2 separate regions of the Homo sapiens genome follow, and region 1 is linked to region 2. A link is a loop called in an ENCODE intact Hi-C map of the cell type or tissue named here. Cell type or tissue: PC-9. All regions are shown on one strand.

Region 1 (8,000 bases), 190 kb before region 2:
GGGAGGCAGAGGCTGCAGTGAACTGAGATCATGCCACTGCACTCTAGCCTGGGCGACAGAGCAAGACACCATCTTAAAAAAAAAAAAATTTTGTCAAGTCATGAACAACAGTAATTTTTAAAACATGATTTGTGAAATTACAAGTAACTTTTTCCTAGAAGTTATTATCAACAAGTATCTAAGTTTAGCTCTTTTCTAGATTATAAAAAAGTTTCATATAATTTGGGAAACCAAACAAGAAAGAACAGTAAGTCAAAACTCAAAAGGAATAATTTATACACATGCACACACGCGCGCGCACACACACACACAAAGATACAAAACATACATATAACATACCTTGATGAAGGGAAAGGGAGTGGGGGAATCTCACTGTTTATTTTATCACAGTATCTCTCAAGAAAAGAACGCAGGTGTGAGAAGGTACTCTCTTCAAGATCTACACAATAAGGTCGGTGCCATGCAACAACTTGTCTAGAAGGACACATAAGAAAATAATAAAACAGTCTTAAAATGAAATTTTTATGCACGATCAAAAACGAAAATTAAAACATATATTGGCTGGGCACGGTGGCTCATGCCTGTAATCCTAGCACTTTGGGAGGCCAAGGAATGCAGATTACCTGAGGTGAGGAGTTCAAGACCAGCCTGGCCAACATGGTGAAAACCCATCTCTACTAAAAACATAAAAATTAGTCGGGCATGGTGGTATATGCCTGTAGTCCCAGTTACCCAGGAGGCTAAGGCAGGGGAATCGCTTGAACCTGGGAAGCAGACACTGCAGTGAGCAGAGACTGTATCACTGCACTCCAGCCTGGGCGACAGAGTGAGACTCCATCTCAAAAAATATATATATACATATATACATTAAAGCTGAATGAGTTCAACAAGATACAAAGAAGACATTACTGATTATGAAAGTGATAAAACCTTTCATTTTAGCAACTAAGGAAAACCAAGAATTTGCCATCTTTAAGAAGAAAACATACAACCACCACCTGTTTTGGAAGGTTTGGATGTCCACTCACCTGAAAGCAGAGGGCTGAGTCACATGATCTACTAAAGCCCCTCTGGTTCTAAGAGTCCAGAAAATATATATTTCATATTAAGAAAAATATCCTGACTCTATAGAGTGATATACTGAAATCTATTAAAAGACAAAATCCTGAAATTTCTTGTTAATACTTTTCAGTTCTTGGGACCCAACTATCTACATATGAAGTGGGAAGTTGGAGATGTAATGCTAATAGCAAATTATTTATATTCAACTTATTTATTTTGGCTTTTGTGTTAGAGGAATAACTATTGATAAATATTTTTAATTGGTTAGAGTATCATTTTAAAACCCTGAGTCAAAGGCATAGAATGCAAATAAAATACATTCTAAGCTATAAATTAGCCCATGTGTATCTGAAAATATCTGAAATAACCCAAACATTCTTTAAAATTCAATCTCCTAATAGTGACTGAAACTCATCTACCTGATGGACTAAACACGTACAGTTAGCACTTTCGGAAAAAGCTAAGTTTCTGCAAAAATTAACCTCCTTGATTTAAAGTATGACAATTTTTTTTCCAAAAAAAAAAAAAAATTCAAAAACCAACCAGATTGAGAGCACTGAGGTTAAACATTAAATCAATAAAGCCTAGTTCTGATTTTAATTATTTTAATTTCCTCTTGATATGCAGATATTTAATTTTTTTAAATCAGCATGTAGAGATGAGAGAGAACTCAAAATGTTTAAAAGACAATGTCTTAAATACTGGGTATGACTTCTTGCTTCGGAAACATGTCTAACCTCAACATTCAAATAAAAAGAAATCTAATGTCATTTCTATGATAGAGAAAAAGCAATACTATATATGTTCAGAAGAGTATTTTATGAACAAAGCACAATTATTTCTGTTTTTATTAGTGTTTCTACTTTTTATTGGTGTTTATGTTAAAACACACAAGAATTTTTAAACATAGGCACTCTTACCTGTCCCTAGGAAGAGCAGTCCATGCCAGACTATGTGATGTTCCAGCCGAAATCTGCTGAATAGCTATGCCATCTAAGCCACTCACTTTCTTTGGTTTAGTAATAGGACCTGTGGAATTTCCCTGACCACATTGCCCCATTGAGTTATTGCCCCAGGCATAAACTTCATTATCTAAAAACAAAATATAAAGTATTATATAAAAGAAAAGCCAAATTCAAATGTAATATATTTACACAAGACAACAGTTAATACTATTTCCTTAAAAACAAATGACTTTACCATGAGAAAGAGCCAAACAATGACTGTCTCCAATAGAAACATCAACTATTCTTGTGGCAGCCAGTTCTTCAATAAGCTTGGGTCTCAAAGCAGTAGCTTCTGAAGAACCACAACCTAGACAAGCTCCACAGCCCCAAGCATAGACCTGAAAAAAACAGAAATACGTTACACATAACTTCCTGAGATGATTAGATTGTTGGCTTTAGGGATAAATGAAATCTATGAAACTAAAGTGTGGTTTGATAGTAAATAACTTTCTGATGTTAAAATCATTTTGATCATTTTAAAGATTGTTACAGCGATTTATCATGCTGCCTTTAGGCATTCACTGTATAGGCAGAAAAACAGCTGATCTGAAAATAAAAATAACTGGTCATAGAAAAAACAGAAAGGTCTTCTGAGAGGGTCTGCTAAACCACTAATCGGCTTGCAATTTGTTATATTTGCCCCATCTCACCAGCTTTGAAAATACCATCTTAAAACTTCTCCTTTATGTGTTTCTCACTATTCCGGTGAGATTTAAGATTAGAACAAGGTATTATCATATAAAATGGATTATATAAATCACAAAACTGATGTTTATTATTTAGTTTTAGAAATACCTCACCTCATTATTGCAATAATTATCACTTACAAAGAGGGCCATGTGAAGCAGTAACAAGGTAGTTCCCCTTAAACATCTTCATTTTTGACTAATGAATACCAAAAGAATCACTAACTGATTTAAGATGCTTGGGGAAAGGGTTAGGTGGGAAAAAAAAATTTTGTCTTTGGCAAGACAAATAGGTGACTGACTGACAATTTGGCAACCCAAAATCAACAAAATCAAAACAATCAGCAATCTGAATGATTTTTTTTCTTTATCTTCAATAGATTTTGGTAAGATTATATAGATTCTTATCTTCATGCCATCAAATTTGAGAATTTGTTTTTGTCTTGCAATTATTTTAGGAAAGACTGCTGCTGAGAGATTAAACCACTTCAATTAAAAATAAAGAGCACTGTCCGGATGTAGTGGCTTAAGCCTGTAATCCCAGCACGTTGGGAGGCTATGGCAGGAGGATCACCCAAGCTCAGGAGTTCAATACCAGCCTGGACAATGTGGCAAGACCCGATCTCCACAAAAATTTAAAAAAATTGGTCAAGCATTGTGGCACAGGCCTGTGGTCCCAGCTACTCGGGAGCTGGGATGGGGAAGATCTCTTGAGCCCAGGAGGTAGGTCAAGGCTGCAGTGAGCCATGTTTGTGCCACTGTACTCCAGCCTGAGCAAAAGAGTGAGACCCTGAGTTCAAAATAAAATAAAATGAGAACATATATTTGTACTTGTTTCCAGATAACTTACTTAAGTATAGAATGCAACAAGATTCCAGTACATAAGGCATATTTTAGGAGATGTTAGGAACTAAAGATAACGACAGTGAAATAATGTATACTCAAAATCATCACAGAAGATTTCCTAAATCACTCATGAGGTATCATATACACTCATGCACCATTCGGTCAATAGCAGACCACATTATACAACAGTGGTCCCTTAAGATCTAACGGAGTTTTGATGCCAGTATTTTTACTGTAACTTTTCTATGTTTAGATATGTTTAGATACATACTTACCATTATATTACAATTTCTGAAGGTATTCAGTACAGTAACATGCAGTACAGGTTTGTAACCTAGGAGCAATAGGCTATACCATATAGTCTAGGAGCGTAGTAGGCTACACCATCTAGGTTTGTGTGGTACTCTCTACAATGTTCTCACAATAACAAAATGGCCTAATAACACATTTCTCAGAACATATCCCATTAAGTGACACATCACTGTAATACTGTCACTCAGTAAGGCCTACATAGAGTTTTCTCTTGCAGCGTTCCTTCGGTTGAGCACCAGATGAGAAATACTTGGCTTGCCTTTAGAGACTGGACCATACTATATAGTATGGTGGGAAGTCAGTACAGAAGAGGCCTGAAAGTGCTGAGACAGACTGAGGGAAAAGCAAATGTTGATCATTATTTCATGCTCAAGTTTAATGGTAAAGAAAACTATTCTTACCCATTAAAAGTATTTCTGACTTTATTTTTTTCACGCATATATATTTGATTTCATATAACTTAAGGTACTCATAATACAACTATTCTATACAGCAAACAGTTTACAAGTTCTCTTGGAATTCAATGTAATGGATTTATTATTATTATTACTATTATTACTACCACTACCAACTAATAGTTGAATAGTATTGGATAATCTATAGAAACTCTCAATTCTAATGATTATCTTATGTGATCACTTGTATGCAAAGCAGAAATTATTACTCCTTCATAAAAAAAGAAGCACATGATGCTCAAGGGGTGTCTGTTATTTGCCTGTGTGTATACATCAAATACATAAGCATCTTCTAACTTCAATTCATGGATTCTTACTACAAAAACCATAGTGAGAAACACGTAGAAGAGATATTCTTAAGGCAGCAACTAGCTAATGTAATGATGAATAGCTTGAAGATTTTTAGAACACAAGGCATTCTAGTTTCTCAGTGAATAATCAAATTATATGCTGATTTCAGCTTTTCTGCTCCTCTGCCTTGTCAATTAGTCATAAAACACTTTTATACCACTGCCTGACACAAGGTGGCCTCCTATACATGACAGAATAAGTGGCCAGCTCACTTTTTTACTGCCATAACTGATGGATACACAGGGACAAATATTGTCAGTCTATAATTATACCTGGCTCCTCCCTATCCTCAACAAACAAATAGGGTAAGAGTGAAAATACGCATGTAAAAGTTCGAAGCTTATAAGCTATAAAAGTACAAAGCTTATGAGCCTTTATAAAGGCTCATAAAATTCTGACTATCCTAAGCTTGACTTCACACTGTTTCTCAGAAACACCTAACTCTCTCAGAATATTTTCCATACCTAAGTGTTCTCTTTACCCTCCTTTTTGATCACCCTCTTGCCTTCTTAGTTCATATCACTGGCTCCATCAAGATCTAGTTCAGCTTTCCCCGACTATCCATAATGTTTTAGAAAAGGTTTAAGGGAAGCTAAATGCTAAAACATTTTAGAAAGTCAGTTTAATACAAAGAACAGAGGCTCCACTAAGATTTATCTGGGTCACATATGCCAGGTTAGAAAACCTGGTTCCTTCTCAGATACTCTACTTCAAACAGAAGAAGATATTTCATTTTAGCATGTTGCCTAAAAATGTATTTATTTGAACTTTAAAATTTAAATACAAGTATTACTTTTTAGTCACCTAATCCTCTGAAATACTCTAAGTCTTTTATACTCATCCCTTAGTCCTACCTGCCCTGTTGATGTCAAAGCAAGTGAAGACTGGCTCCCAGCACAAACTTTGCGAATGAACATTCCTTGTAAAGCTTCAATAACTTTAGGTTTATACACTCTGTTGGTATCACCATGACCAAGTTTACCTATAAAAACAAACACATTAAACAATTTACTTGTTTTAAAGAACCTCTACTCTTTTTAACACTACTAAAGTTGATAAGGAGCTCTAATGTTTCCATCACTAACCTGGCAGATATGAAAAGCTATGTTTCTGATAGCTGAGGATGTTAACAAACGAGCATTTTTATTACAAGAAAGTTAACAACCACTGATAGCCTTTTATATCTTAATTTCAAGCAATTAAAATCAAGCAATTTAAAATCACTTTAAAAGAAACATAGACAATTATTTTTCTGTCTTTCTCCCCCTTTAATGGCTATATTTCTAACTTCAAATTTGCTGACAAAATATACAGGTACTATATGCGTATAATTTTTCATAAACTTTAAAAAAGAATGTATATGCATATAATTTTTCATAAACTTTTTAAAAAATCAATAGCTCATGAAATTGAAAACTGGACAAATCATTAAAGAAGAAAAACAAATGGCCAATCATCTACAAATCCAACCACACCAGGAATAAAAAAAAGTATAAATTAAATGATACCATTTTCACTATTGAAATTATTTAATTAAATTTAATACATGCTGTTGTTGAAGACTATGGGGAAGTAAGCATTCACACTGCTAGTAGGAGTGACTAATTAAAGTAGACATAGATTTAGTCATTCATTGTGTTGTTAATACTGAAAAAAATTGAAACCATCTAGATACTCAACAATAAGAAACTGGTTTTATAAATTGTGCCACCATCAAATAAAAGAACACTTCAAGCCATTTAAAAGAATGATGTAGAGTCATGCTTGTTGATATAAAAAAGATACTCATGCCGGGCACGGAGGTTCATGCCTGTAATACAAGCACTTTGGGAGACTAAATCTGGCAGATCACTTGAGCCCAGAAGTTCGAGGCCAGCCTGGGCAATAAAGCAAAATCCTGTCTCTAAAAAAAATACAAAACTTAGTCAGGCATGGTGGTGCATGCCTGTAGTCCCAGCTACTTGGGGGGCTGAGGCAGGAGGATCGCTTGAGCCCAGGAGGTTGAGGCTGCAGTGAGCCAGGTTTGCATCACTGCACTCTAGCCTGGGTAACAAAGCAAGACCCTATCTCAAAAAAAAAAAAACTATTAGAGTAAAACATATATATGTCAAAACATATATAAACTTATATAAAACATACACATGTAGGTATACTTTGGTTTTTAAAAACACATCTAAGTAGAAATATATGTAAATATTTGTATAAATGTGTATTTATTTAGAAGTCTATTTCCAAAATGTTAACAATGGTTAAAGTAACATTTGTAAAAGCTCAGTTCATTTTTTAATTTCTGCTCATCTGTATTTGAGTCATTCTACACTAGGCATATATAACTGAAAAATAAATTTTTAAAAAACTCAAGAAAAAAGCCAAAGCTACTGATAAATAATTTTTTACATACCATTGTCTCCTCCTCCAAAAGACCATACAGTTCTCCCATCTTTAGACAGAGCAATAGTATGTGAACTGCCACAAGAAACCTCTCCTACATTGCTGATGTCTTTTACTAATGTTGGAATGTTACGACTATTGCTGTCACCATGACCTTGGATAAAACACACACAACAACAAAGAAACAACATTAACTCTTTTTCTCTAGGCCTTGACTTCACAAGTATAATAAATGTTACAACTTTAAAATAGAATTGAGATTTTTTTAATGCAATGCAATATGAAAAACACAATCATTTCTAACATCTTCTCAATCTTCCAAGGTGCTCCTAAACTGGGTCATAGAGTCACTTCGGTGAACCATTAGAATATTCTTTTCATGCTCCCCTCACAGCACTTACCTTGTGTTGTCCTGTTTCATGCTCATGTTGACTTGTTTTCATTACCCACTAGATTATAAACTTCAGGATCATGATGGTATTGCTTTTATCCCAGAAACCCTACAATGCCTGGTCATAATAGGGCACACTCAGTAAATGCTTGCTAGATTTAATTACATTTAAATATCAGCACTAAAATCTAGGTCTTATCTATATAAAATTATCTTCCTCTGAGCTTAAACTAACAAAATAAATGACAGTCTTTGGCCTAGTAAATCTGCTCTCACGGCTTCTCAGTAACTTAATCATTTCTAATTTTCTAGAAGAATAACTTACATTTTTAAAAAATCTTACCTAATCTTCCAAAGTCTCCTTCACCCCATGTGTATAATTCCCCATCCTCTGTGACAGCAGCACTATGTCTGTATCCAGCTGACACACAAACAACTACCTGCATTGCACACAAGTAAATACGATGAGTATGCACATGTTAAAACATATAGTCCGTAT
Region 2 (8,000 bases):
ACAGCTTGCACCTTTGTTCACACCATCTGCTCTGCCTGGAAAGCCTTCTGTTCAGTCTCTGTCCATTGAAATCCTAGCTGGGCTTCAAAGTCTAACTCAACCCACTGTGTTCTTGCAGACTTTCCTCAGCAACCCTGAGCACCCTCCACCACCCCCAGGAGTGAGCCCCACCCCGCTCCAGGCCCCACCAGGCTTATTTGAACCTTTCTGTGATGACATTTGGCATGCTTTCTCTTGTCCAGCGGCCCTTTGCTGTTTTTATCATAGCTCCCCTACCAGAGCTGTCCTCAGCCGGAAGGAGGACTCAGATCTTTGCATCTTTGCCCCTGCAATGCAGAGCACAGCAGCTGGCATGCTGAGGGTGACCCTAGCTGTTAGCTGAACTGATAGTGAATCTGGACAGATGCCTTCTCCCAGGTCCCCCTGGCTGCCTATGGTCTCTGTGACCTTCCAGCTGGAAACTTCCACTCAAGGGAGCTGACTGAGGCCTTCCTTGGCTTTTTTTCCTTTTTTTAAAAAAAATAAATAACACATTTCCTTTTGCATTTTTTTTGCTTTTTTATTCTTCTTCCCCTCTGGAGATTACTCTCAACACTGTTTTGAAAATGTGTCCAAGTCTCCCCAAGGCACCGCAAATTTCCCTAAGGCTGTACAGAAAGGAGCATGAGGGTGGGTGAAGTCAGCTTATGACCTGGAGAGGATCCAGGAAAGTGGCCCCACTCTAGCACCCCTGACCAGCCCACTGGGGGCTGCCCATGGACCCAAGTGTCCTGGCACCCCATGCAGTCAGCTGCAACCTCCCAACTGCCAACTACCTCCCAGGCAGGCAGTTTCACCCTCTTAGGAACTTCTCCTCTCCTCCAGGGAAAAGACAGTGAGACATCTCCCTGGGGCTGAAGGGCCATGGCCCAGCCCTCCCGACCACCATAGCTGAGAGCCCAGGACACCATCTCACACCACACGCTGAATGGGGGTGGGAGCCAGACCTGGTGATCCCCAGGACTATGGAGCAGTAGGGATGAGGTGGTGGAGGGGAAGAATTGAGGCTGAAATAAGATGGGAGTCTCCTTCCTCACACAGGCTCACCTCTGTGGCACACAGTCCAGGAGAGATGGTTTCTTCACTGGTCTATAAGAACCTCAGGGCAGGCCGGGCACAGTGGCTCACACATGTAATCCTAGCACTTTGGGAGGCCAAGGCAGGGGGTATCACCTGAGGTCAGGCGTTCGAGACCAGCCTGGCCAACATGGTGAAACCCCATCTCTACTACAAATATAAAAATTAGCTGGGCGTGGTGGCATGCACCTATAATCCTAGCTACTCAGGGGGCTGAGATGGGAGAATCACTTGAACCGGGGAGGTGGAGGCTGCAGTGAGCCGAGAACACACTGCTACACTCCAGCCTGGGCGACAAAGTGAGACTCCATCTCAAAAAAACAACAACAAAAAAAACAAAAATAAAAAAACAAACAAAAAAAAGAACCCCAGGGCAGGGCCATGTTTCCCCCGCCCGAGTCTCATCTGTCCTCAGCCCCACCCCAAGCACCTAACACACAGCAGGTGACTTCTCTCCTGCCTGGAACACTCTCCCTGCACTACCCCAACCCCAAACCTGGCTAGTTCCTATTCACATTTCAGCAAAGGTAGTACCTCCTCCAGAAGGCCTTCTCTGCTCTCTCCCTGCCTACCACCCTCCCCAGTTCCCAAAGTACCCTGTAATACCCGAACACAGTGCTTCTTACTCTGATGAGCTTGTCTGCTTGTCTCCCTCTACTGGGTTGCCCAAGGGTTTTGTTCCTGTCATCTCCCCAGAGGTTGGGATAGAGCCTGATATCCAGCAGCTGCTCAATATATGTGCCCCAAGTGAAGACAGGTGCCACTGATTAAGCCCCTGCAATATACAGGACCCAGTGCTAAGCAAACATGCGACATACTTTACACTTCATTGAACTCTCAACTACCTCACATGGTGGGTGTTATCATTCCTTTTGCAAAAAAAAAAAAAGAAGAAACCAAGACTAGCCAGGTGTGGTGGCTCATGCCTGTAACCCCAGAACTTTGGGTGGCAGAGGCAGGAGGATTGCTTAAGCCCAGGAGTTCAAGACCAGCCAGGGCAACTTGGAGAAACCCTGTCTCTACAAAAAAAATTTTTAAAAATTAGCCCAGCATGGTGGCACACACTTGTAGTCCCAGCTACTCAGGAGGCTGAGGTGGGAGGATCACCTGAGCCCAGGAGGTTGAGGCTGCAATAAGTTATGATTGTGCCACTATACTCCAGACTTGGCAACAGAGTGAGACCCTGTCAAAAAGAAAAAAGAAAAGAAACCGAGACTATAACATTAGTTTGTATTATCCCTCATTAGGAACTTTAACCTTTATCTCTCAGGCCCCAAAGTTTGTGCTCCTAACCGCTAGACTAAATGATTCCCCTTCCTTGCTTCTCAGGGGTCTTATTAATCTAGCCCAGGAGGCCGGGCGCAGTGGCTCATGCCTGTATTCCCAGCACTTTGGGAGGCTGAAGTAGGTGGATCACTTGAGGTCAGGAGTTCAAGACCAGCCTGGTCAACATGGTGAAACCCCGACTCTACTAAAAAAAATACAAAAATTAGCTGGGCGTGGTGGCACACGCCTGTAGTTGCCACTACTCAGGAGGCTGAGGCAGGAGAATTGCTTGAACCCGGGAAGCAGAGGCTGCAGTGAGCTGAGATCGTACCACTGTACTCCAGTCTGGGTGACAGAGAGGGACTCTGTCTCAAAAAAAACAAAACAAAAAAAATCTATCCCAGAGAGAAGCAGCAATGCCACTCTGGCCTGGCAACCTGGGGCAACCTCGTGCCTGGCTCAGACACAGCTGTTTTCCTCCTCTGGCACCTGTGTCCTACCCCAGGGTGCCTTTTCTTCTGGTGATGCTTCCATGCAAGTGAGTAGCCCCAGAACCCATCCCTGGCCTCAGGAGCTCCTGAGCAGGAGGTCCTCAAGTCAGATGAGAAAACGGAGGTCCTGGCAGGGCGAACACCCAAGCTGGGTCTGGATAAAAGGATGAAGCCTGGGGGTTTCAGGCTGGAAGGTGGCCGTGGGGCAGTAGGAATGCTCTGTTGGGTCGTCAGGACCCAGGTTCTCGTCCCTACCTTCACCATTCACTTATTGGGCCATTTGGACCAGACATACCCATAGACTCAGACCTGCCCTGATTGGGAGTAAACAGAGGCCATGGCTCCCTGCTATCCAGCCATGTTTCTGCTTCCTTCCTAGGCCACCAAGGTACCTATAGGCTGGCCAGGGGATTTGGGCCCCTAAACCTGAAGCTCTACCTGCTTTCAGACAGGCTTCCTTCTTGCTGTCCCAAGCTCCACTATTAGCCTGATGACAGCCAGGACAGAGGGTAGGGACTAACATTTACAGCATGTTTACTAAGCCAAATTTGATGCTAGTGTTCTATGTGATCCTTGCAGCCACGCTGAGTGATAGGTACTGTTATAAACTCCATTTCACAGATAAGAAAACGGGGCTCACACAGGGCTAAATGATTTGCCAAGGTGCAACAGCTTGTAATGTCACAATCAGTGGGGAGCAGTGGGGTGGGGGCTTCCCTGGCAGTCCAATCCCTTTCTCCCCAACACATCACTGAATCTGGTTAAATATCTTCAGTGGTCCCACTGGCCACCGGAGAAAGTCCAAATGCCCCACCTGATATTTGAAGTAGTCAAGGCACTGACTGCCCCATGCTCTCTTTCCAGCCTCACCACCCATCCCTTGCCTGTACCTGCTCTATATCCCCGCAGGGTGGGCACTACCACTCCACAACGACATCTCAACTCCATCCTTTGCTCTGGCTTGGAATGCCTGTCCTACTCCTCTTCATTTTCAGAGCCTCTTCCCCCTCAACCCTGCCTCCCCTTACTCCCTTACTTAGAGAGAATCTTTTTCTAAAAAAAGAGATGAGATGTTGCCCAGACTGGATTTAAACTCCTGAGCTCAAGTGATCCTCCCCGCTCAGCCTCCTGAGTAGTTGGGATTACAGACATGAGCCACCCTGACCACCCAGCTAACTCCCTTACTTCTCCCTGAGCTTCCCCCAACCCTGTGCTCTAACCCCTCCGTGTTGATGACGCTGGCCTGCTGGCAGTCCTAAGCTGTAGGCTGTCTCTCACAGGTGATGCCACTTTCCTGGGTGGCAGCCTTTTCCCTGAGAAAATTCAAATTGGTTTTAGGATTCCTGGTATCCCCTGTGGCGTCTTGCATCCTGCATGTTCCATTAATATTTGAGGAAATGAATTGAAAGAATCCAGGGCCAGAGGCTCCTCCTTTTCTGCCAGGCCCCGCACCACCACTAGGGGCTCCAGAGTGCATTCCTCCTATAGGGCTGTGATGCGGATGGAGCAGGAAGGAACGGCACTAAGGGAGGGTCCAAAAGGAAGCTAAGGGTCAGCAGAGTGGCAGTTCCCCAGGAATTTGGTCTAAGCTTCTCTGCTTCCACCCTCCCCAAATAGAGCAGGGTGGTGCAAAAGAGCCCAGGCCTGCAGATTGGAAAACTGCAGGTCCAGCTCCACCACCCAAGGCCATGTGAGCTTAAGCAGGCCACGTCCTTTCTCTGGGCCTCAGCCCCCCAACTGTAAGTCAGGCAGTGGATGGCATCCAAAGCCCCTTCAAGCTCTGGGCTCTGCAGTTTCGAGATGGCACAACCTCCCAAGCTGGCTGTGAAAATTCCTACTGCTTTGGGCTCTAAGGCAGGACGTGTAAAGGCGCAGGTCTCCTGGCCCCAGGTCAGGAAGAACAGGCTGCTGCAACCACACACTGCTGGGTCCAAGCCAGAGTGCCCTCTGGGGCAGTCCGATTCTATCCATACTCCCCACTCCTGTCATTCTCCTCCAGCTTTATTTACTTCAACCAAATACTTCACCCACATACCTGACATCACCTCCAAAGCACGGCTGGAGGGAGGGGTCACATTCCCACAGGTGCCGCCACTGCCCAGCCCAGGGCCTGCCTGCCACCAGGAGGCAGAAATACCCTTGTCAAAACAAACCCACCCAGCTCATCCCGCCAGGGAGGCACCCATGGGAGAGGCCAACGTGCTCCTTTGTGTCCTGGGGGATCTGGCCAGAGGTGCCTGCTGTGGTGCCGACCAGAAGGTGGTTGTCCGGTGGGGCACCCATGGCCTGTGGGCCCAGCACAGCGTGTCCTGAAGTCTGAGCAGGATGAAGACACCCTTGGGGGGCTATGTCATAAAGTACAAAAGACAAAGGCAAGTCTGGGTTCAAATCCCAGCTCTGCTGTTCACAGTATGAAAACTGGACAGACACTGGAGCTCTTAGAGGCTCAGTTTCCCATCTATAAAATGGGGGCAAAACCTACTGAGCCACGGGGTTGTTCTGTGATTGAGAGAGATGGTTTATGTAAGGAGCAGCACCCAATGAGATTTCAGACAACAGTGGCTATGTTTGCTCATTCTTTTCTGGGATGCAGCATGAACAGTCATCCCTGGGAGCTCACAATGTTGGGGCTGCAAGGGACCTCAGAGATCATTTAGTCCCTTCATGTCAGAGCAGCCCAGAGACATCAAGAAACTACCAAGGTCACTGAGCAAGGACCTCCAGCCCAGTGCCCTCTCCAGATGCCCGTGTGGCCTGCCTGCTGCTGAGTGAGGCTGCTCTGCTCAGCAAAGCAGAGGCCCAGCCAGGGCTGTGCTGTGGGGACAAGGAAGCTGCCTACCAATCTTCACCAGCCATGTCAAGCACAGCCCCAGATTATTCAGGCAGTGCTGGGCAACCTGAGAAAGGAAGGCCGCTCCATGCTAGGCCTCTGTGGACAGGTTTTGAGGGTGCTCAGCTCCCTGTCCTCACACACTGTCGATGGGACCACAGCCAGCCCCTCCCCACAAGTCTTCAGTGTGGCCCATGCCCAATACGTGCCTCTGTGTGGCATTCAAGGCCCTGCTTCCCCACCTCCTACTCCCTGCCCGCTTTCCCTCTGCTACCTCTCTGCTACCTCTTCATCACCCCATCCCACCCTGCAGTTCACTCTGCTGGAACAGCCTTCCTGACAAGCTCCTTCTCCCCCTCTCCACCCAGTTCCCACACACACTGGAACTTCTTCTATGATCTCCCTCCCCTCCAACACACAGCTAGTTGTCCCCAGCTTGCACACACCTCTGGCAGAGAATCAGCTGCACTACAATTCCTTCCTTACATGTCCTGTCCCCACTATACTAAAACCCCATAAGGAAGGACAAGGGCCTTGCCTTTCATTTCCATCCCCAGCACCCAAGGGCGGCTGGCATTATAGCAGGGCCCAGTTACTGTTTACTGGACAAATAAAGAAATGGGCCAATGCGGTCACATATGCATCTCTCACACATCCTGCTTTTGGAGAATATAGATAATGGCTAAGCATGCACGCCTTGGAATCTGGGTTCGGATCCCAGCTCTGCCATTTATCAGCAGCCTGACACTGGGCAAGTTATTGAACCTCTCTCAGCATAGGTTTCTCACCTATAAATTAGGAATAACAATCATAAAACCTATCTCAAGAGGGTTACTAGGAGGATCAAACAAGGCATATAAAGTGGCCTATAGGTGTTATCATAGTCTCTGTGACTATTTCCTTGATGATGTCTCTCCTTCCCAGAATGAGAATCTTTATCATCTGCCTATTGAACTCCTAACCACATTTCCAGGCCCTGCCCAAACCTTCTTTCCTCCAGAAGCATCATTTGGATATGCAGCCCAGCTCTTCTTCCTTCTCCCATCTCCATTCATGCAACAAGCTTGATCCATAGCACCAACCACCACCAAGAGCTCTGTGAGTGAGTCTTGCCTTCCCCACTTGTATTAGTCCATTCTCGAATTGCTGTAATGAAATACCTGATGGGCGCAGTGGCTCACGCCTATAATCCCAGTACTTTGGGAGGCCGAGGTGGGCAAAGCACCTGAGGTCGGGAGTTCAAGACCAGCCTGGCCAACATAGCGAAACCCCATCTCTAAGAAAAAATGCAAAAAAATTAGCTGGGTGTGATGGCACACACCTGTAATCCCAGCTACTTCAGAGGCTGAGGTAGGAGAATCGCTTGAACCTGGGAGGCAGAGGTTGCAGTGAGCGGAGATCACACCACTGCATTCCAGCCTGCATGATGGAGTGAGACTCCATCTCAAAAAAAAAAAAAAAAAAAAAAAAAAAAAGATTTAACTGGTTCATGGTTCCATAGGCTGTACAGGAAGCATAGCAGCTTTTGCTTCTGGAGAGGCCTCAAGAAGCTTACACTCATGGCAGAAGGTGAAGGGAAAGCAGGCACATCTTACCTGGCCAGAGAAGGAGCAAGAAGGAGAGAGAGGGGAGGTGCCTCACACTTTTAAACAACCTGATCTTGTGAGAACTCACTATCATGAGAACAGCACCAAGGCACTAAGGGGAAAATCCGCCCCCAAGATCCAGTCACCTCCCAACAGGCCCCATCTCCAACACTGAGGATCACAATTCAACACGAGATTTAGGTGGGGACACAGATCCAAACCATATCACTGCTAGACTGCACACTGGCTGAAGGCAGGGCCTGCTTCTCACACTCCTCCTGCGTTCCTCCACACACGCAACCTAGAGGTCCGTGTAGAACAAAACTTGTAGCACTTCACAGTTTACAAAGGAGTCACATGTGTCTCATTTTGTCACAGTTTACAAAGAAGTCACATGTGTCTCATTTTGTCCTCACCCTGTGAAGCAAGTGCTGTCTTGCTTCTGACCCCTGTAAAACTGACCCCAGTTTTACAGATGAAGAAACCAAGGCACAAGAGATCGTTTGCCCACACTGCCTCAGCTAATAGGTAATGGAGCTGAGATTCAAGCACAGGCTGACCCCAAATCCTGTGTGCTCTCCACTCTCCCACATGGCCTCCCCTCCTCTAGCTGATGCCGGCGTGCCTTCTGAAATCACCCTTGCCTGCTGGTTTGCCATTTCCAACCTAGCTCTGGTGCCTCATCAGTTTGCTGTGCAGCTCCATGTTTTT

The links. Hi-C counts contacts between places; a loop is a spot of excess contacts. Peaks named below come from ENCODE experiments on the same cell type or tissue, not always from the same donor. Only the 100,000 strongest peaks of a DNase experiment are listed, where the experiment ranks them.
Region 1: it touches region 2 in a loop (5-fold over the local background); 4 of 110 quality-filtered maps call a loop at or near these places.

The regions. Positions count from the first base shown.
Region 1 is chr15:63,747,385-63,755,384 of GRCh38, forward strand. It overlaps HERC1 (HECT and RLD domain containing E3 ubiquitin protein ligase family member 1), which reads right to left. Exons shown (of 78, transcript NM_003922.4): 6 at 7,845-7,941; 7 at 7,121-7,264; 8 at 5,574-5,701; 9 at 2,263-2,407; 10 at 1,983-2,154; 11 at 340-474. Among named protein-coding and RNA genes, the nearest start is that of HERC1, 83 kb to the right of the region's middle. In PC-9, a CTCF peak has its summit at 4,895; no DNase peak of the experiment used is centred here.
Region 2 is chr15:63,941,122-63,949,121 of GRCh38, forward strand. All of the region lies in intron 4 of DAPK2 (death associated protein kinase 2), which reads right to left. Among named protein-coding and RNA genes, the nearest start is that of MIR422A, 74 kb to the left of the region's middle. In PC-9, CTCF peaks have their summits at 4,329 and 4,529; a DNase peak (open chromatin) is centred at 4,850; H3K27ac peaks cover 757 bases.